Regions from separate parts of the Homo sapiens genome. Here regions 1 and 2 are each linked to region 3. A link is an interaction called in ENCODE POLR2A ChIA-PET data of the cell type or tissue named here. Cell type or tissue: PC-3. All regions are shown on one strand. Each heading gives the region's core, and the rest is flanking DNA. Links, peaks and the distances in the headings are about the cores only. Region 1 has its middle 54 kb from the start of LINC02082. Region 2 has its middle 110 kb from the start of RPL22L1. Region 3 holds the start of SLC7A14-AS1 (SLC7A14 antisense RNA 1).

Region 1 (7,137 bases), core at 1,259-6,258, 1.6 Mb after region 3:
TGACACTATGAAACTATTACAAGAAAACACTGAAGAGGAGCTACAGGACATTGGGCTAAGCAAGGTTTTTGGGGGCAGGACCTCCACAGTGTAGACAACAAAAGCAAAAATAGACAAAGGAGATTGTATCAAGCAAAAAGCTTCTGTATAGCAAAGGAATCAACCAACAAATGGAAGAGACAATGCACAGCATGGGAGAAAATGTTTGTGAACTATCCTTTTGACAAGGGATAAACAACCAGAATATATATGAATCTCAAAAAAGCAAACAACCCCCCCCCCCCAGGAAATAAATAATCCAATTAAAAATGGACAAAAGATCTGAATAGTAATTTCTCAAAAGAAGACATAAAAATGGCCCATCGGTATATAAAAATTACACAACATTAATAATCAGGGAAATGCAAAGGGAAACCACAATGAGGTATCATCTCACCTCAGTTAAATTGGTTTTATCTGAAAGACAAGGAATAGCAGATGTTGGCAAGATTGTGGAGAAAGGAGAACCCTTGTACACTGTTGCTAGGAAGGTAGGTTAATATAGCTATCCTGGAAAATGACATGGGAGTTCTTAAAAATACAAAATATAGAACTACCATAGGATCCAGCAATCCCAATACTGGGTATATATCCAAAAGAAAGGAGATCAATATATTAGAGAGATAGCTACAGTTCCATGTTTATTGCAGCGCTATTCACAATAGCCAAAATATGGAATCAACCTATGAGGCCATCGATGGATACAGAACATGTGGTGTATTTACACAATGGAATATTATTCAGCCATAAAACAGAATGAAATCCTGTCATTTGCAGCAATATAAGTGGATGGAACTGGAAGTCATAATGTTAAGTGAAATAAGCCAGGCACAGAAAGACAAGTATCACATGTTCTCTCTCATATGTTGGAGGTAATAAAGGTGATCTTATGAAGATAAAGAGTAGATTGGTGGTTACCAGAGGCCATGAAGGGCCAGGGTTGGAGGAGAGGAAATAAAGTGAGGTTGATTTATATGAACAAAAATATGGTTAGATTATGGAAACAAGACCTGGTGTTTGATAAATCAGTAAGGTGACTAAACAATGATCTGCTGCATATTTCAAAATAGCTAGAGGATAATAATTATTTCCAGTATAAAGGAAAGACAAATGTTTAAGGAGACAGATATCCCACTTACCCTGATCTGATCAATATATATGACTGTATCAAGATATTACATATAACCTCAAAATATGTACTTCTTATGTATCAAATATTTAAGAAAATTTGAAAATTCTAAATTGAAAAAAGTTAAATAAAAAATTCTAGAAGTAAACAATTCATAAGTTTTTAATTGCATGCCATTCTTAGTGTGATGAAATCTGACACCCTCCCTTATCTTTCTGCTCTCTCCCACCTGGAACTTGAATCATCCCTTTGTTCAGAGTACTCACCCCATAGACTCTACCTGCTTGCTAGTCACTTAGTAGCCTCCTCAGTTTTCAGACTGACTGTGGCAGTATCACAATGCTTGTGTTCAAGTAACCCTTGTTTTAATTCATAATGACCCCAATGCACAAGAGTAGTTATGCTGGCATATTATTATAATTGTTCTATTTTATTTTTGTTGTTGTTAATATCTTACCATGCCTGTTTATAAATTAAACTTTATCATATGTATGTATGGATAGAACAAACATAATATATATAGGGTTTGGTACTATCTGTGGTTTCAGGCATCCACTGGGTATATTGAAACATATACATTAAGGGTAAGTGGGGACTACTGAATATGCATTTTTTTATGGGATACTCTTGAAACTCTAAAATCCATGAGGAAGGAAAGTAAAGGATCCCCATGTTCAGAATCCTAACCACAATGATATTCTATAGGTCAAGATAGTTGGGGCAGGAGGTCTTCATTAAATCTGGAAACAGTCTGAAAAACTAGCTTCTGTTGTGCCAAGGGATGGGGATGTATCCAGACATTGGCCCCGAGTGACCAGAATGATCTTCAGCTTGGTGTGTACATTGTAATTTAACCCAGAATTAGTTCTATCAATCTTAAATATATGATCAGCAGCACAGCCACTGAAATTTTACTAGATTTGGAAAGAAACCACAGAGAAAAACCAAGGTTCTATCTAAAGTTGTTCTTGAAGTCTTTCAGAAAACCTCCAACTTGCAATGATATAAGACGCACTTTCTGAATCTTGGACACAGTGAGGACAGTGAGGGTTAAGCTGCAGAGACCATGCCTTATGTAGAAAATTCTCTCAGTAACACCTGATCAATACTTATTCTTCTATTAGTTCAGCTGCTATTTATTAAGCACTCTTTCCATAGCCAGGGATAAAAACAATTAAAATCTGATTTTTGTTCCAATTGAGTGCCTAATTTTGTTCCTAATCTTGATATTTTTAAGTATTTTATATGTCCCTAAGAATAACCTACACTACAAGTAAGTCGTATATTCTCAATATTTTTATTCTGTATGTGCTGTGAAATTTGTAAGATCTTGAAAGATTTTTAAATGCTTTGAAAACATGTTTCATATTAGTAAAAATATCATACATTCTCTTCTATAAAGCATGGCACTTTAGAGATGTGCTTTTTGAATTCAGGCACCTTTCAGATTTTTTGCTTTTACTCAGTTTGAAGCTACTTCGTTACCAAATAAAATATTTCCCCCATGTTTTGAGATGCTAGGTTTCCATGCTGTGTATATAGTCAGTGCAATCACTACCAAAATACCAATGACATTCTTCAAAGAAACAGGAAAACAATCCTAAAATTTCTATGGAAGCACAAACAAGAAGGAGGAGAGTAGGAGGAGGAAGAGGAAGAGAAAGGATATGTATTTACACATACAAAGATGAAAAAGCATGGACACAAATCACTTCAATATCAGACATACATATGTTCATAAATGTATGCTGAGGTTGATAACCACAATTTTCCTTAACTGTTTACCCCAGAAACAAGATTCTGGAGGTCAGTAGATGGAATCAAACTGGCAGATATGTTTTCATTTATTTATTTATACATGCACGTAAACTTGAATTCATACTTTAAAATTTTGACATTTTACATAAAATTTATTCTTTCTGACTTTTCATATTATAAATATCAGAAGTCCTAGTAGCATGAGGCCAACCTTTGTGCATGACTACAGAAAACTGAGTTGGGAAGCAGTTTAGTGTCTGGCTGTAATGACAGGGCATGGAGTCTCCAATTCATACCATCCCACCATTCTTTAACATTCTTAAAGCCTGGGAGGCTTTCCAATTTGTAGCTTATATTTAGCGTATATATAAAAACTATATTTTTAGCTTATATTTAGCTTATATATAAAAACTATATTTTTAATGTCCGAAAAGTAGTCTTATATATAACATCCATTCATAATTGACTGTGTTCCAATAATCCCAAAAGGTTGAAAGATTTATTCCGAATTGGCTGTAGCAACTCTTTCAGGTGCAGTTAAATAGGGAAGAAAGAATGCTGATAGGGCAGTTGATGGGAACAGGAACCCCCCCAGATGACCTGCTTCTTCCTTCCCAGGGAGGGCTTCAGGGTGCTGGTCAACGAAACTGATAGGAAGCCCTGGGACCTTTGTCTTTCACTTCTCTGTGGATTTTTTTTTTTTAGGGGCCCGAAGCAGGTGGCTAAATTTAACACTATCTAGGGAAATGTGTGTTAATCTATCCTAAGAGAGATGTGATTGTCTTTAACAATCGTTCTCAAATTTTAACAAGCATCAGAATCACCTGGGAGGGCTTTTTAAAACAGATTACTGGGCCCCATTTCCAGAATTTCTTATTCAGTGCATGGGGTGGAGCTGAATAACTGGCATTTCTAATACGTTTCTCAAGAATGTTCATGCTGCCAGTCTAGGAACCGAGTTTGAGAAACACTTGCCTATTGACATCTGTAAGGAATTTTTTAGATTCTTCTGGACACTGTAAATGCTATATTTATTCAGAAAAGGTCAATGAAGGTAGCACCTGCTAGCAAAGCTCTTGATGGTATTCACTTGGCAGAAGCTGAATTCATGAAGAACTACAAATAATTATTAGCCTATACTACCACCTCTTACATTTCTGCCCCAGTCATACCTCCCATGAGAATCCATACACTATGTATAATATTGTAACAGAACAAACGACCAAGAAAAATAGAGAAAATACTTGAATCATCATTTTCTTTTTCGTAAGAGGCCATATCTTTGATTTTTTTAATTGGAAAGGATCTTTGAAACCACATGGTGGCAGTGTAATCACATGAGTGACAGTCTCATGGCGCCAGAGTTGAGTTTCTGAACCCACTATATATTAAGAGATAATTCTGAAAGCTAAGCATCTGCGATTTCGGCGTAAAAATTATTGGCCTGTAAAGTATAAATGACAAGTTGTAGTCATATGCCTCTACAAAAGGCTCAAAGCTTTCAATATTTTTACAATGCCTCGGACAGAATACATTTTTTCCCTTTGCTGTTTCATAGTCACAAGAACAAGCAACAGATCATTTCATGCATGAGCTATGTAACAAATTCAATCCAAAATAACTCATGCTTCAGTTTATTAAATTACTGTGATAGCAGATTCACTTCTACACTTTAATCATTTTTGATAAGTAAATTTATTTTTTTCTTTAGTATTGCTTAATTTTAGGTATTTGCATGCTCCATGTTTCTCACAACCAAGTAAAATTGAACTTCCTCAGATTTGATTACTAAAGTATCTACTTAGGTCCTTCCTTTCTAAAGTGAGGTTTTTAACGACAGCAATGAATCTTTGGCTGATTTTATTTTGGCTGGTTGACTATTAGTCTGTGCTGTAATCCAGATAGTTCCAATGTAATACAACATACACAGAATTCTTAGATGAACAGAGTGCGGTTCAAGTGCAGGGCATATTTAGCTCTTCCACTCCTTGTCATATAACAAAACATTCCACACCATTTGCAGAAATGGCAGTTTCCTGTAGGTAGGAGGGCTGGTTTAATATTAAACATTGAAAATTCTCCCTTATTTGCATTTTGATATAGTGCTTTTGGTCACCCAAGGAATAGAAACCATCAAATAAGATCTTTGCAAGTGCCAATAGCTATGGATGTCAACAGAAGAGAACAATTAATCCAGAAGCCTCCCTTGCAATAAAAGATTTCTCAGGTCCAGTTTGCTGACAAAATCTACCTTTTCCAAAGGTGATGGTTCTTCAAGACACCAGTACACAGACTTCAAAAGAAGAAGAAGAGGAAGAAAGAAGAAGAAGAAGGAGAAGGAGGAGGAGGAGGAAGAGGAGAAGGAGGAGAAGGAGAGTAGAAAGAAGAACAGAAGGAGGAGAAGGAGGAGGAAGAGCAGGAGGAGGAGAAGGAGGAGAAGGAGAGTAGAAAGAAGAACAGAAGGAGGAGAAGGAGGAGGAAGAGGAGGAGGAGGAAGAGGAGAAGGAGGAGGAGAAGGAGGAAGAGGAGGAGGAGGAGAAGGAGGAATAGGAGGAGGAGGAGAATGAGAAGAAGAGTAGGAAGGGAAAGAGGAGGAGGAGGAAGAGAAAAAGGAAGAGGAGAAGGTGGAGGAGAAAGAGGAGGAGGAGAAGAAGGACAGTAGGAAAAGGAAGAGAAAGAAGAGGAGGAGGAGGAAGAGAAGAAAGAGGAGAAGGAAGAGAAGGAGAAGAGTATATAGAGACAAGGAAAGAGGAGGAGGAAGAGGATAAGGAGGAGGAGAAGGAGAGTAGGAAGAGGGAGAGAAGAAGGAGGAGGAGGAGAAGGAAGAGGAGGAGAAGGAGAGTAGGAAGAGGAAGAGAAAGAGAAGGAGGAGGAGAAGGAGAAAGAGGAGAGTAGGAAGAAGAGGAGGAGGAGAAGAAGGAGGAGGAGAAAGAGGAGAAGGAGGAGGAGAAGGAGAGTAGGAAGAGGAAGAGAAGGAGGAGGAGAAGGAAGAGAGTAGGAAGAGGAAGAGAAGAAGGAGAAGGAAAGTAGGAAGAGGAAGAGAAGGAGAAGGAAAGTAGGAAGAGGAAGAGAAGGAGGAGGAGTGTAGCAAGAGGAAGAGAAGGAAGATGAGGAGGAGGAGTGTAGCAAGAGGAAGAGAAGGAAGATGAGGAGGAGGAGGAGAAGGAGCAGAAGGAGAAGGAGAGTAGGAAGAAGAATAGAAGTAGGTGGTGGAGGAAGAGGAGAAGAAGGAGGAGGAGAAGGAAGAGGAGAATGAGGAGGAGGAGGAAAAGGACGAGGAGAAGGAGGAGGAGGAGAGTAGGAAAAGGATGAGAAGGAGAAGAAGAGGGAATAGGAGAATGAGGAGGAGGAGGAAAAGGACGAGGAGATGGAGGAGGAGAATAGGAAGAGGACGAGAAGGAGGAGGAGTAGGAGGAGGATGGGAAGGAGGAGGAGAAGGAAGAGGAGAATGAGGAGGAGGAGGAAAAGGATGACGAGAAGGAGGAGGAGAGTAGGAAGAGGACGAGAAGGAGGAGGAGTAGGAGGAGAAGGAGGAGGAGAGTAGGAAGAGGAAGAGAAGGAGGAGAAGAAGGAGGAGGAGAAGGAGAGTAGGAAGATGAAGAGAAGGAGGAGGAGGAGAAGGAGAGTAGGAAGAGGAAGAGAAGGAGGAGGAGGAAGAGGAGAAGGAGGAGGAGAAGGAGATGGAAATGGAGAAGGAGGAGGAGAAGAAGGAGACTAGGAAGAGGAAGAGAAGGAGGAGAAGAGGAGGAAGAGGAAGAAGTGGAAGAAGGAGCGACACAAAATGTCCCTATACAACTTTCCGAATATATGCAGACTTCTCACACCACCACAAGCATTCAATTCTGATTCTGGCTGCTGAACTTACATTCTAGATCAAAGGTTTCCTAAGGGTATTTTGAATGAGACACAATACTCTCTGGGAGTATACCATCACAGAAATTTCCCCAAATGCAGGGATCTGAGGGGGAAGGCACATTAACCTAGAAAAAGATAAGATGTAAGATCTAAAATCATCCTTCTAAATGCAGACTAGAAAAGTCATTAAAACGTTTTTTTGAAGATGCAGCTATTGCTCTAATATGGATTCCATGTGCTGCACTTTATTGCCACGTGTGCTAGGTGGAATGGGAGCTCAGAGAGCCTGTCAGAGCAGTAGTGCTTCACAGTACAGCAACAGCATCTACAGTTTCATAGGTTACAACTCCCCAGGT
Region 2 (7,137 bases), core at 1,476-6,475, 290 kb before region 3:
GATGGATCACCTGAGGTCAGGAGTTCAAGACCAGCCTGACCAACATGGTGAAACCCATCTCTACTAAAAAAATACAAAAATTAGCTGGGCGTGGTGGCAGGTGCCTGTAATGCCAGCTACTTGGGATCAGGAGGCTGAGGCAGGAGAATTGCTTGAACCTGGGAGGCGGAGGTTGTAGTGGTCTGAGATCGTGCCAATGCACACCAGCCTGGGTGACAGAGTGAGACTCTGTCTCAAAAAAAAAAATAGGTTACAGGACAAGAAGGAGGCAAGCACTGCTCCTGCTGCTCTTGAAAAGCTTTTCACAAATAAATAAAATTCTTTAATTCTCAGTGTTTCTAATGTTTTAAATTACAGTGTACTAAATAAACATTTGCTTTACTACTTTTTATTTCTCAATTCACTGACATGAGTGTTTTGAATGTTTTGACAAAAATGTTTGTAAGTCACAGACCAGTTGAAATTTTCCTCATTATGTATTAACTTGGCTTTGCGTGGTCTCAGATTGCATGGTCACTTTTACTATCCCGTGCTACTGTGCCAAGCAAGGACTGCCTATATCTCAATTGAGGGGTAATTATAAGACTATGCTTGTCAAAACTCATCAAATTGTATATTTAAAACAGGTGACTTTTTGTATGAAAACTGCATCTCAATAAAACTTTTAAAGTAGCAATTATATATTGAAACTGCTATTTGACATTTTAAAACACGTATTATCTCTAATCTTGCAGCAGTGCTGCAGGGTGGTTATGATATCAATTCATAGATAAAAGAACAAAGGCTCAGAGAGGTGCTATGACTTTCCAAGGCCACACAGCTAACAAACATCAGAGTTATGCTCTGTGCCCTCCCTACATCAGAGGTCTCAAACTGGGCTGCTTATTATTAGAATCATTAGAGGAGAGAGATTTTAAAGTCCCAGTGTCTAGGCTGCATCCCTAACCAGGTTGGTTCACCAGGGCCTACACCTGCTGTCTTTCATCTGGCCAGCATGAGATCACATGGGGTGACATCCCACATGAAAATCATTTTCAAATCTGGGTGGGGGAATGGAGTGTCTAATTTCTGTAAATAGGAACCAGTGAAGGTTCATTACAATTGTTTTCTATATAGAGGCCCAAACTGCAAAGCAAACTTATACAATTTATAATCTTGTCTAGACCAAAAAAAAGCCACAGGTAGAATTGAGATTTCCTTTACAATCCTTTACAATGTACGAGATTTGGGTTCTGAAAGACTTTTTAATCTCAGTTTTAACTCTGACTCTTTAATCCTTAATTTTCAAGAGTTATTGAGTACCTGTTATGGCCTAGGCACTTGCTGAGGGCTTTCGTACACTATCTCATTAAGTCCTCACCCACGACAACCCCATTATCCTCATTTTTCAGATGAGATTCAGATTATTTAAAGTCTAGATTTAAACCCACATCTGACTCTGAAGCCTGTACTTCTACCTGCATTATGTCATTATAATTACTAATAAATTGTTATTAAATAATATTGCCTAAACAAAATGTCTAGTAAGGTTCCTGGTGTATGGAAAACACTTAGCAAATGTGTGTTCCCTTTTCTAAGGCTCTTGTCAACAGGGTTGGAAGGGACTTCCCAAGGCCCATCAGTGGCAATGAAAAGGCAGAGAAAATCTCTGAGGAGCTTTGCAGCCCCAAGTGGGACTCTGGGCAGGAGGGGAATAAAGCAGGTGGGGTCTGTGCCTTTGATGACTAAGGGGCAAGGGCTGTGCTGGTGGGAAATTATCAAATGATGTGACTCTACATGGTGGGCTTGTACTGGGCTTCAGGAAGCTGACACCTTGGGCAGGCTACAGTAGGATGCCTGCTGAATTGTTGGAATACAAAGGACATCTGCTTGAGTCAGGTTCATTTGCCTTTGGGAAGACCCATGTGAAGCAAGTTAAGGTTATGTTTGCTAATCATGAGACACGATATTACCAGCCACAAAACACAGGTGTTAAAAGCCTGGTGGTTAAAGACATGGGCTTTGGAGTCAGGTATACCTGAGGTTAGATCCTGGCCTGACCACTTATTAACTGTGTAACTTTGAGCAAGTGGTTTAGCCTGATTATCTTATTCATAAAATGGAAATAAAACTGCTTACCATCTAAGTCTATTGTAATTCATAAGTAAGTTAATATATGTAAGGCAGCTGGCACAATGCATGGCATATAGTAAGTTCTTAATAAATAGTAGCTATTGTTATTACTGCTGAAACACAAAAGCAGTTGAGAGGAGAATACTATCTTATTTCCTGTTTCATTAGAGTACAATGACATGAGAGCTAAATTTTACAATAAATCCAAAGATATAGGATTCTTACCTTTTTCCATGTCTTCCTTAAGGCACAACTCATGTGTGAACCTGTCTTTGATGCAATTCTTTCTTCCTTTATGTTCCCTTAGCCTGCTTTTTAATTTTTATTTTACCTGTATTATGATACTTCACAGGCTGACTACATTGTGTAAATGTAATAATCTTGAGATCTGTTTATGCATCAAGGGGCATGTTGAGTGTCATTTGGAGAAAGTACTGAGTTCTGGTATCCTTTTTAAAAAAAACCAATAATTTAAATCACTGAATGGAAAGTTTCTGTCCTGAGTGTGTCAATGCCAGTATGAATCAACCAGGTACCTCACAATTTGGAACGGGTGACCATAAAACAATTAGAAAAAAAGATTGATTGAAACTGGAGTAAATGCCTGGTATTAGACTTAAGACAGCCCTCCAATACGCAATCTATGAAGTAAGAGGATAATAGAAAACAGTTGTGATTTGAACAGGGATCAACAGTGTAAAGCTGTTTTTGAAATTTGCAGGATACAGGGTTGGGCCAAAAATGAATAAAGTCATAAATATTCTGATCCTTTGGGATATGTGTACATAGGGAAATACCAAAATATTAAGGGTGATTATTCTAAACATTGACAAATATAAAGATGTTAAATGTAGTCAAGAAAAGTAGAAAATGAAAAAGAAAACATGAAAAACAGGAGAAAGGAAAAGGAGAATGAAACAAGGTCAGAAAAGAAGAGCTAGTTAGCATTTTAGATGCTATGTAAACAAGAATTTCTCAATTTAAAAGTTATTAAAAGTTTAATAAATGTTATTAAAAGTTTCTCAGTTAAAAGTTTGTGAAATGAATGAAACTATCTTCTCGGTTACCTTGAAAGCCACATTCAAATTTAAGGATGAACACAAAGGACTTCTTTGAGTCCTAGGAGTCCATGACACTTGGCTTTCTGGCTTGTGCCTCTGGACGCACTATATGTTTCTAAAAATCAAAATCTTAAACCATGAAGCTTGAGTGGCTAGTGCACTTTTCAGAGGATTCAAATCAGATTTTTGGATTTCTCATTCTGTGATCATCATTCAATTCCATTTGCCAAACAGCCTACCAGACCCCTTTCAGACTGGAAACAAATGGGCCAGGTGAAATAGCAACAAGGGCCCATCCTACAAATACTACCATGTTTTTTTCCCCAGTATGGACTTTATATCAGGTTTCAGAGTCCTCAGAGTACAATCTGTATGCCACTGGAAAAATGTTATTCCTGTTATTCTGTTGTTTCTTCATAGAAGTCCAAGGATGTACGTTTACCTGAAAGTTTTGTAATGCACTGTCTTTCATTCTGTGTCCAGTGAGCAGCCTGGCATGGACACTGTGGCAGCCTCAGTTCTCTGGGGCAGAGCATGAGAACTGGGTGATTAACCCTGTGTAAAGAATGGGGCCTGATTCAGTTCTGACACATTAAAGGGTCAATATTTCTTGCCAGTAATCGTTCCTGCAGGATACCTTAGAAGGAAATCTTACAGAAAGGAAGTTATAGGACTGAATTCCAAACCCACTGCTTGCCGAGTTAGGATGGATAGAACCATAATGCATGCCCAGGTATATGCAGTGCCAATGACCTCATGAAGAAATCTAACTTGTTATTTTCAACAACACCCCTTAGAGTGCAATAAAACCACCAGAGGGTCTGTGCTTCTGAAAGAATGTGTTGCCAGCTGTGGTTGTTGCCACATGAAACCCTACCTGATGCTAACTGAATAATACTCTGCAATCCCATTTCATAAAGTTGTATTTTTAAAAAATTTCCTCTGTTCCTAAGAGCCTTCTGTTCTCCTGCTACCAGTCTCAGGAGTCGTTCCTCCCTCTTTGTTCTCTTCATCTGTGCCTCTTGCCCCCCACCACATAGCTCTACAAATACAATTTTCCTTTACCAACAGCTCCATGCTTTCACTGTGCCCCAGTTAATCATTCTAATTTCCTTTGGTGGTCTCATTACCTCCCAAATTAAGCTCCCCATTGCACCAATATTCAAGCTTAAAATGATTTGGAAATTAAGCCTGTTTTTCCACAAGGGCAAGATGCCTGTTGAAGTAACAGTGTGAGGTTGAATCTCTTTGATGAATGCCTTTTATTAACTGATTAGACTGGATTTTACTTCCTGCCTGAAGTCAGAGTCAAAGAATCTCTGAGTGTGTCTAACCATCTCTACTCTTCTACCTGATCTGAAAATAATGGCCTAACCCTAAAGTGTTCCCCTGTCTCCCTGCTATCTGTCTTGCTTCCCAGCTCCCTGGTAACTGGTTCAGCTTTGTGTGGTGGTGGTGAAAGTTACATTTCTATGGAGAAATGCAGCAGCACATAGCAGAGTGGCAGAGAAGCTCTATTTAGGCTTTGTTTCTTGACCACATCACTTGATTTTTAGGGAGATCCTATGATTGGTATTCTGAGCATTTTCTGAGTTGCCTCATCGCTGGGTCAATGGCTTTATCTACTAAAAGAAACAGAAAGGGAAATTGGTTCTGTCTCACTGAGCTTGCCAGAGTGGAATCTGGCCAAACTGCTAAACACCACTGAGCTTCATTCCTCACCTGTAAAATAGAGATAAATAATAAAACATACACTGTGTGAAGATTAAATAAGACAATGTATGTAAAGTAAATAGCGTGGTGACTGAGAGGTCAGCACAGTGCCGTGAATAAGAGCATGAACTGGAGCAAGACTGTCTTCCCCAAATTCTCCCTCAGTCTTTTGCTGTCTATGTAGTTTAGGGGCAAGCCAAACCACTTGTGCCTCATTTGCCAATCTGTAGAAAGGGCGATAATAAAATTTACCTTATAGGGTTGTTGTGAAGATGAAATGAATTAGTGAAAACTGCTGAGAACCATGCCTGGCACACAACCACAACAAACACTAAAAGTGCTTGCCAAAAAAAGTGTTTGCCATTATTATCAGAAAATACTGGTATTATTACAGCTATTAAAATAAGCTCTGGCCTTGAAAACATTGTCCTGAAAAGCTGATACAATCAAAATGAAGCAATAAAGGTTTAACCTTTGGTCATGCATAGACTAAGATGTTTTACTTACTTTTTCTTTTATTTGCCAAAAGGAAATAGAAAATTCAGAGGCGATGTTGACTTGGGGAGACCTTCTGAGGAAGGAAGAAATCCCAGGTGACCTGGTTCTCTTCACATTCCTCAGGAAGCCCGCTGGTTTCAGGAAGACCTGCACAAAGGGGAAACCTGACCTCATAATTGAACAAAGCTGATTTTTAAACATGGGAAGACAGGGCTAATGGGGTGGTTGTGAGGAGTATTAGTCCCCTTCAGGGAGAGAATTTAATATGACTGAGGTCACAGGAGACAATCTCCAATATACTCATTAGCAAATTAGTATTTTGTTTATCTTTAAAAAAAAGGGTGAGCCGGGCACGGTGGTTCACACCTGTAATCCCAGCGCTTTGGGAGGCCGAGGCGGACGGGTCACGAGGTCAAGAGATTGAGACTATTGTGGCCAACATGGTGAAACCCCGTCTGTACTAAAAATAAAAAAATTAGCCGGGCGTGGTGGCGCACACCTTTAGTCCCAGCTACTCAGGAGGCTGAGGCAGGAGAATCGCTTGAACCCGGGAGGCGGAGCTTGCAGTGAGCTGAGATCGCGCCGCTGCACTCCAGCCTGGGCAACAGAGCGGACTCCATCTCAAAAAAAAAAAAAAAAAAAAAGGTGGGGGTGGAGTCAGTTCAAAAGCATGGTGGGGAATTCTATGTTGAGGCAGTGCAGTATTTGGAGAAACTGCTGAGAAGATGTGAAAGACCACACATAACTATTTTATGCCCCTGTGAGATCCTTGCCAGAGCTTGATGGTGCCCATTAGTTCATTATTCCTTATGTTTTAAACTTTTGGTAGAACCTATAAGGATTATTATATGCCAGATGTATCAACTATGTTATAAACATGAACAATGAAAAGCTATTTTTTAAACCTATATGAATCTTGTGTAGCTTTTAAGAACATGTGTCCAAAAAATAAAGAATAAAAATAAAAACATGTCCAAAAGAACCATCATATAGAGTGGTCTGGTATAGACAGTGAATTAAGAGTCATCTGGGTTAAGTGCCTTTGGGAAAATCACTTCTCTGAATTTTAGTTTCTACTTCCCCTGCTTATTCCAGAGGGTTATTGTGGACACCAAATAAGGTGATGAATGTGAGAAAACACTTTTTAAATGCAAAACTCATGTTAGGAAAACATGTTATAAATGTAAATTTATAAAGGTGAGACTGGGAGAAGCAGGATAAAGAGAGGGAGAAAATCAGAAAGACGTCAGTGAGCAAAAAAGGAGGAGGAAACGTGAGGAAAAAAATCAATTTTCAAGATATTCAGGCATAAAAGAAGGCAGTTTGGAAGTGAAAATATACATGGTAAATGAACGACAATAGACAGAAGCTAAACATAAGTCACATATCTGTAAGACGGAATATTATGTGGATATGAAAAGTTATGCTTATGAAGTATTTGAATGGCATCAAAAACACTCAGCATGTTAACTAACAACAGATACAACATTGTATGTGTGAAGAAAATGCAGCCAATTGCATAAGAAAAGTATTAAAAGAGATTAGAAGGAAACATGGTAAAGCGGTTGCCTCTGAGTCGTAAGCAATTAAAGGAGGTTTCTATTCTTTCTGAAAAATTACCGTTTTCTTTAGTGAACATGAATCACTTTTCTATTTAAAAACTAAGCTGAACTAAATTAACAATAAAAGATAGGAGAAAAGCTAGATCAAGGAGATATATGAAGCAGAGTATCAGGAAACCTCCTGAAGCTTC
Region 3 (6,837 bases), core at 1,838-6,837:
TGATGGATGAGAAAGTGCTTTTTTTAATATATAAAGTGCATTACAACCACAAAGTATTTAATATCATAAAGAAAGCCCATTCAATTGCTAAAGGCATGATTCTTGATCTTGTCTAGCCTGAACTTCTCATAGACACATTTTCCACTGGGGAACTTCTGTCTAGAAAAGAAGCCAAAGCCTCCCTTTGAATATTTCCCGTCACTGCAAACAGACTTTCTTTTTTTTTTTTTTTGAGACGGAGTCTTCACTCTGTCACCCAGGCTGGAGTGCAGTGGCACAATCTCAGCTCAATGCAAGCTCTGCCTCCCAGGTTCACGCCATTCTCCTGCCTCAGCCTCCGGAGTAGCTGGGACTACAGGTGCCCACCGCCATGCCCGGCTAATTTTTTTGTATTTTTTAGTAGAGACGGGGTTTCACCGTGTTAGCGAGGATGGTCTCGATCTCCTGACCTCGTGATCCACCCACCTCCGCCTCCCAAAGTGCTGGGATTACAGGCGTGAGCCACCGTGCCCGGCCTTTAAACAGACTTTCATAAGACTAACCACCATTACCTTTGACCAGGACAGGCATGCAGCCCACGTGCCCCAGTCCAACCATGTCTGTGTTAAAATATTGAAACTTTTTTTTTTTTGAGATGGAGTCTCACTCTGTCGCCCAGGCTGGAGTGCAATGGCGTGATCTCAGCTCACTGCAACCTCCACCTCCTGGGTTCAAGCAGTTCTCCTGCCTCAGCCTCCCATGTAGCTGGATTACCAGTGCCCGCCACCGTGCCCAGCTAATTATTTTTTTTTTTTTAGTAGACGGGGTTTCACCATGTTGGCCAGGCTGGACTCGAACTCCTGACCTCAGGTGATCCACCTGTCTCGGCCTCCCAAAGTGCTGGGATTACAGGCATGAGCCACCGTGCCCAGCCAGAATATTGAAACACTTCTGTGTTTACTGCTAACTAGTCACTTTCCTGCACACACCACGCACCCCCACCATGACCCATCAACTCAAAAAAAATAATTCCAGCCCCACAGAGGAGCCTCCAGGACACTGCTGCAGCACAAAGGCTGACACCCTCTGATTTTTGCCATCACACCTGCCTTTAGTTTCTTACTGACATAAGTTATGTAACTACAAAGCAATGGCTCTAAGTTATCTGCTTTTAAGGTACAGCAGAATTAAATATCCAAATAGAATAAATAGTATTATTTGTGAATCAGCCATCTTATTCTTGAGGCTTGGTTTCAAATGACTTCTGGCTTATAGCAAAATCAAATCCACCCTCAAAAGATATTAGATTGCCCTCCGCAAGAGTTTACAAAAGTATATGATGCCGTTCCCAGTGACCATCTTGATTAGCGGTGCCCAAAAACTACTTCAAGCAATGATGGCATCATAGGAATACGTGTGTAGCCTCATAAGGTGAAGAGTTTTCCACACACATGTAATAATTTAGATAAATTTTAATACTGCTGGATATCAGATAATATTAAGAAATTATTATTAATTTTTAGTTGTGATGATACTGCTTTTTTTAGAGATGCATACTCAAATATTTACAAATTAAACCTATGATAGAAGGGATTTGTTTCAAAACAATCTGTAGAGAAGGGGTCAGGGGAGGGAGCATGAAGGGAGCTGGTGATTCATGATCCTATTCACTCCACTTTTGTATATGTTCTTCCAAATAAAACGTTAAGCCAAATTGTTTTCCATCCCTGGTAGGCGGGAGATGTAAGAGGGATAGAAGCGCCCTGGATTAGGGCATGGGGAGACCTGGAAGGATTCACTGTCCACCTGCTCACTGTGTGGCTGTGGACCTTCCCTTATGTTTTCTGTGCCCACTGTCCTGTTGTCCTGTCTGTGAAGTGTGCAATGCACATAATCACTCACACACACACACACACACACACACACACACCCCTTCCCAGACAGGTTAAAGGGAGTCTAAACAAAACAAGATACTGTTTGTGTAACATTTTGAGCTCTTTGGGACAAAGGTGCAACATCAACCATCCATCATTATCCTAACCCAGCACACAGAAATGCTTTGTGAAGTTTAGTTTAGATGATTCAGGATTCCCAGAACCCCTACAGATTTTTCAGAAACTACCTCATGCTTCATTCTCTAAGCCAACTAAAAAAAGGAGCAGAAACAAAACACCCTGCTTCCACACAGGAGGCGTGGAGCAGCTCTGTTTACTCCTCCGACACAAAGCCCTTGTTTATGTGGGACAGATGGTAATACGTTTCTCTTCTCTTCTCTCTCTCTCCCTCCCTCCCTCCCTTCATCTGTTCCTCTCTGTTTCTTTGTCCCCCTCCATTTTTCTTTTCTCCAATCCTTCTCAGTTTCACACCACTTTTCCTGAATTGACTCAAGGGCCAGCAAGAAAGATAGACACACAGAATGCCAAGCCCTAGGGGAACGGCTTTGCATCTACTATTTACTCTACCAGGCTGCATGCACACGGTCGTTTCTTGTTTCACAGTACTCACATTTGAAATGCATTTTTGAAGACAGAGTGATACACCTTTGAAACTCCAGGGGGTTCAGGGCAAACATGAAAAGACCCATAAATATTTATGTGGCAAGTTTCCATGGATTGTCTTCACAAAGTAAAAAGTAACCACAGTCAATATGTGAGAGCGCGCAGACACAGACACACACACATACACACACACACACACACACACACACACACATGTTCCTTCCAGGCCTGGCCACTCCCAAAGAACACATGTAAACCTCTTATCACATGTTTACTGCAGTGGGCATAGTCTGTAAACCAGCCTGGGGGAGGGGAGAGGAGGTGTGAAGGACTAGACACGCAAGAGACTTCTCTCCCTCCATGTATAAAGCTGGTTCCTCTCCTTCTCAGACCCAGGCAAGTCACTTATTCTTTCCCAGCCTCTGTTTCTTCTTCTGTAAAATGAAGGTTTTAGAATGCATAGGTGATCTATAGCATCTTTTCCAGCTCTAAATATCTATGACTCAAGGTTTTTAGAGAATTCCCATAATATGAATCTATCTGACACCCAAAATACCTTGTGGGGGCAGGGACAGGTCTGTTGGAATCGACAAACCAGTGATGAGTGATGTCAAACCAGTGACTGAACAATGACCTTTGTGGTGGCAGAGGAGAGACGTTTGGGGCAAAGGGAAAAGAAAAAGATGGTATTAAGTTCAGTAGGGAAATGAGTCGTCTATAAGCAAAGTCAGAGAAGGGCATCAGAAAGGAAAGAATTGGCATAATAGGTACCAAGCAGGAGTAGGAGGCAATATTTGGCATCTGCCTGGGTGTCTAGAAGAAAAGATGGCAAAAAAGCAAAGCAGTGCAAAAGGAGGTGTGCACAGGTCCTGCCTGGTCGCCTGAAATCCATTCTCAGATGCCAAACATGCTTCAGACAGAGGCATTCTCCAAGAACCAGCACACTGGCACTCTTAGAAGAGGCCTTAATGTGATGCCCTGTTCTACACAAGGATAATAACCATCCCCCATAGCCACCCCCCACCTACAGAAAAGAAAGAGTAAATACCCTGCTTTTAAAAGATGAATCATTATTTGAGCACTAATAGCTACATCTGCAAATAATTAACTCTAGGATTTATTACCAATTAGGACTATAAATCTGTGCTTACTTTGGCTCCTGGAAAGTTGATTTCACTGGGGAGTGTGGGAGGGAGGGGGGACAAAGTCATTTGAGACAAGGAGGGAGAAATCCAAGCTTAAAAAGGCACACTTCAAATTCAAAAGAGAGCAAGATTTCTCAAGCACCACAGCAGCAAAGCAGGCTTGACTTGCGGTTCTAAGCAAACCAGCCCAGCAGAAGCCTGCAGGGTTAGCAAAGTCAAAGAGACTGGTGCTACTCAGAGGAGGATGTTAGGGCCCGGGAAGGAGGTTGCATACTGTATGGACCCCAGTGCCTAGGCCATAGTGTGGGCTGAGTGGGCAGTGGAACACTGTGCCCATCAGGCACAGTTCATTATCTCAGGGACACTCTGACCATTGGAATCACCTGTGGAGTTTTAAAAACATACCTATGCTTGGGTTATACTGCAGACTAATTAAATCAGAATCTCCAGGATGGGGCTAGGGTATCAGAGTGGTTCAAAAAACACCCCCAGGTGACTTTCAAGTGCAGCCAGGGTTGAGAACCACCACTTACCTCATTTCATCCTCAAGCACTCCCATGTTAAGAGGGTTGCTATAGCTCTCATCGTTTTACAGAGAATGCTGAGGAACAGAGAGGCTAAGTAATGGGACCAGGGTTACACAGCTAACAGTGATGAAGGCAGGATTTGAACACAGAGCCCACAGTCTTACTTATCATGTTCTATGGACTCCAAGGTTATGGTTCCCAGACTTCCAGGCCCTGAACCTTCACAGTCTATTCAAGATAGAAAATGGGGACTCAGGCCAGGACTGATGGCTCATGCCTGTAATCCCAACACATTGGGAAGTGGAAGCAGGCGGATCACTTGAGTCCAAGAATTTGAGACCAGCCTGGGCAACATGGTGAAACTCCATCTCTCAAAAATACAAAAATTAGCTGGGCGTGGTGGCACATGCCTGTGGTCCCAACTACTCGAGAGGCCAAGGCAGGAGAATCGCTTGAGCCCATGAGGCAGAGACTGCAGTGAGCCGAGATCATGCCACTGCACTCCAGCCTGGACAACAGAGTGAGACCCTGTCTCAAAAAAAAAAAGAAAAGAAAAAGAAAATGGGTACTCATAAATGACTTTTATGCATGTTTTTTAAATCATAGAAATGAAACATTAGCATATATGAATGCTACATATTAACGAGGGGGGCAAGTTTCTTTCCTTTGATTGGGATGACATCAACACAGAGGTTGCACTGGACATTTCACGCTTATCAGGAGTTCTCACCCATTCATTCAACAAACATTAAGTGCCAATTTTCTGCAGAGTCTACGACCCTGTGCAGATAATCACACAACAGATGTTCTAAGGGACATAATAGTAGCATGCACTAGACACTCTGAGAGCACACAGAAGAAAGCAGGCAGCTTGGAGTGGCCATGATATATCACGCCTTTAGTGAGTGTAAAATGTCAAGGTAAATCACAGGATAATATATGCATGCTGCTAAGAGGTGAAACATGAGATAGAGTCCCTAACTGGAGGCAGAGAATAATCAAATCTTATAAGAACGTTGGGAATAAACTGTTGCTGATCCATAAATAGTTCACCCAGGGTAGAAAATGCAAATTCCTGGCTGGCAGCTATATGAGTGTAATGAGCCCGACGTCAGCATGGGAGGTGGGGACTGAGGTAACCTAGAGACCCTGTATCCTGTCTAAAGAGGCAGCCAGTTCTCAACACCAGCCAAAAATCACCATGTAGAAATGTGGATGCAGTGTTGTCAGACCTTTTGACTTTTCTAGGAAAATCTGTAAATATGGGTTACTTAACGCAAGATCTCCCAATTTTTAAAAGGCATCTAATTCAAGTATTTTCAAAACACCACATAAAGCAAAGAAAATACATCCCCGCCCCCACCGCCCCCCACCCCGCCAGCTTTGATTTCATCACTGAAGGTGATCTCTCTGCTAGTCCCAGGATCCCAAAGCAATTGCTTATTCACCTGTACCTTTCCCCTCGCCCCACAGGTCTGCTCATTTATTTTGGATATGGCATCTGGAACAGCACCCTGGAAATCAGCGCTCGAGAAGAGGCCCTGCACCAAAGCACGTACCAACGCTACGACGTGGATGACCCCTTCTCAGTGGAGGAGGGTTTCTCCTACGCCACAGAGGGCGAGAGCCAGGAGGACTGGGGCGGGCCCACTGAAGACAAAGGCTTCTATTACCAACAGATGTCAGATGCGAAGGCAAACGGCCGGACAAGTAGCAAAGCGAAGAGCAAAAGCAAACACAAACAGAACTCAGAGGCCCTGATTGCAAATGATGAGTTAGATTACTCTCCAGAGTAGGAGAAACACACAAGTGGGTAGAAATGGTGATGACTGATTTTCAGTAACTTAACCTGTGGGCTAGAAGGTGAAAACTTTTTTGGCTCTCATTTCACAAATCCAGCCTTCCCCAAATTCAATCCCTAGTCATAGCCTGTCATTTGCTACTTTTGCTCTTCAGGATAGTTCTGTTGAAGGGCTTAACCTGGGTCCCCTAACTGGTCGCCTTGTTAAATAAAATAAATAAATAAACAAGAGGCTATATGAAATTCCATCTTAGGTGCAACCACCAGAGCTGATGGTACCAAATGTTTCCTAGGCCTTTGCTTTGCTGGTTGAAGCCCAAGCAGGGGCTCTGGGCAGAAGGCAGAATTTCAGTCACCTGAGACATGGGGACAAAGCTCTGTTCTTGGCATGTCAGGCTGAGTGCTGCTCCCCGAGGTCAGGGTGGGTAGATGGGCATTGGCACTTCCTGAGCAAGCATCATTTTATCCTGCAATCTCACCCAAAATTAATTCATGGAAAAGACACATGCTTCTTTTTATTCACCAACATTCTCACAGCTTCCAAACTATAATTTTAGGATCCAGCAAAGTTCAGGGACTCTGGACCATTTTCCCAATGGTTTCAGATTCACCATAAAGCAGTCAGGCAGACCCAGTGATATGGTAAGAAGCACCATCAAAGCTCTATGTAAATGCCCAGAAGAAAATTAAATAACCATATCTTGCGGTAAAAGCCAGAAGGGCATTGGCAGAAATTAACTCTCTGTCATGGCCTCTCTTATATCAGACTGCAGCTCCTGGTGATATGATGAAAGCGGGCAAAGGTGGAGCATGATTTCATGGCACTGATATGCCTTGAAAAAGTAGGTTGTTTGTTTTATAATCAGATAAAAATTTTTACAAGGAGA

What was found. Peaks named below come from ENCODE experiments on the same cell type or tissue, not always from the same donor. Only the 100,000 strongest peaks of a DNase experiment are listed, where the experiment ranks them.
Region 1: POLR2A ChIA-PET joins it to region 3 with 25 read pairs; 1 of 35 experiments calls an interaction of 5 or more read pairs at or near these places.
Region 2: POLR2A ChIA-PET joins it to region 3 with 5 read pairs; 3 of 35 experiments call an interaction of 5 or more read pairs at or near these places.

What each region holds. Positions count from the first base shown.
Region 1 is chr3:168,844,595-168,851,731 of GRCh38, reverse strand. No RefSeq gene overlaps it. Among named protein-coding and RNA genes, the nearest start is that of LINC02082, 54 kb to the left of the region's middle. In PC-3, for the core only: CTCF peaks have their summits at 4,037 and 4,244 (motif pointing right); a DNase peak (open chromatin) is centred at 4,271; H3K27me3 peaks cover 1,211 bases.
Region 2 is chr3:170,757,913-170,765,049 of GRCh38, reverse strand. No RefSeq gene overlaps it. Among named protein-coding and RNA genes, the nearest start is that of RPL22L1, 110 kb to the left of the region's middle. In PC-3, for the core only: no CTCF peak of the experiment used is centred there; a DNase peak (open chromatin) is centred at 3,789; H3K27ac peaks cover 2,169 bases.
Region 3 is chr3:170,466,163-170,472,999 of GRCh38, reverse strand. It overlaps SLC7A14 (solute carrier family 7 member 14), which reads left to right. Exons shown (of 8, transcript NM_020949.3): 8 at 5,623-6,837. The coding sequence ends at 5,945. It overlaps SLC7A14-AS1 (SLC7A14 antisense RNA 1), which reads right to left and starts at 5,715. Exons shown (of 6, transcript NR_135556.1): 1 at 5,604-5,715. In PC-3, for the core only: no CTCF peak of the experiment used is centred there; a DNase peak (open chromatin) is centred at 6,829; H3K27ac peaks cover 588 bases.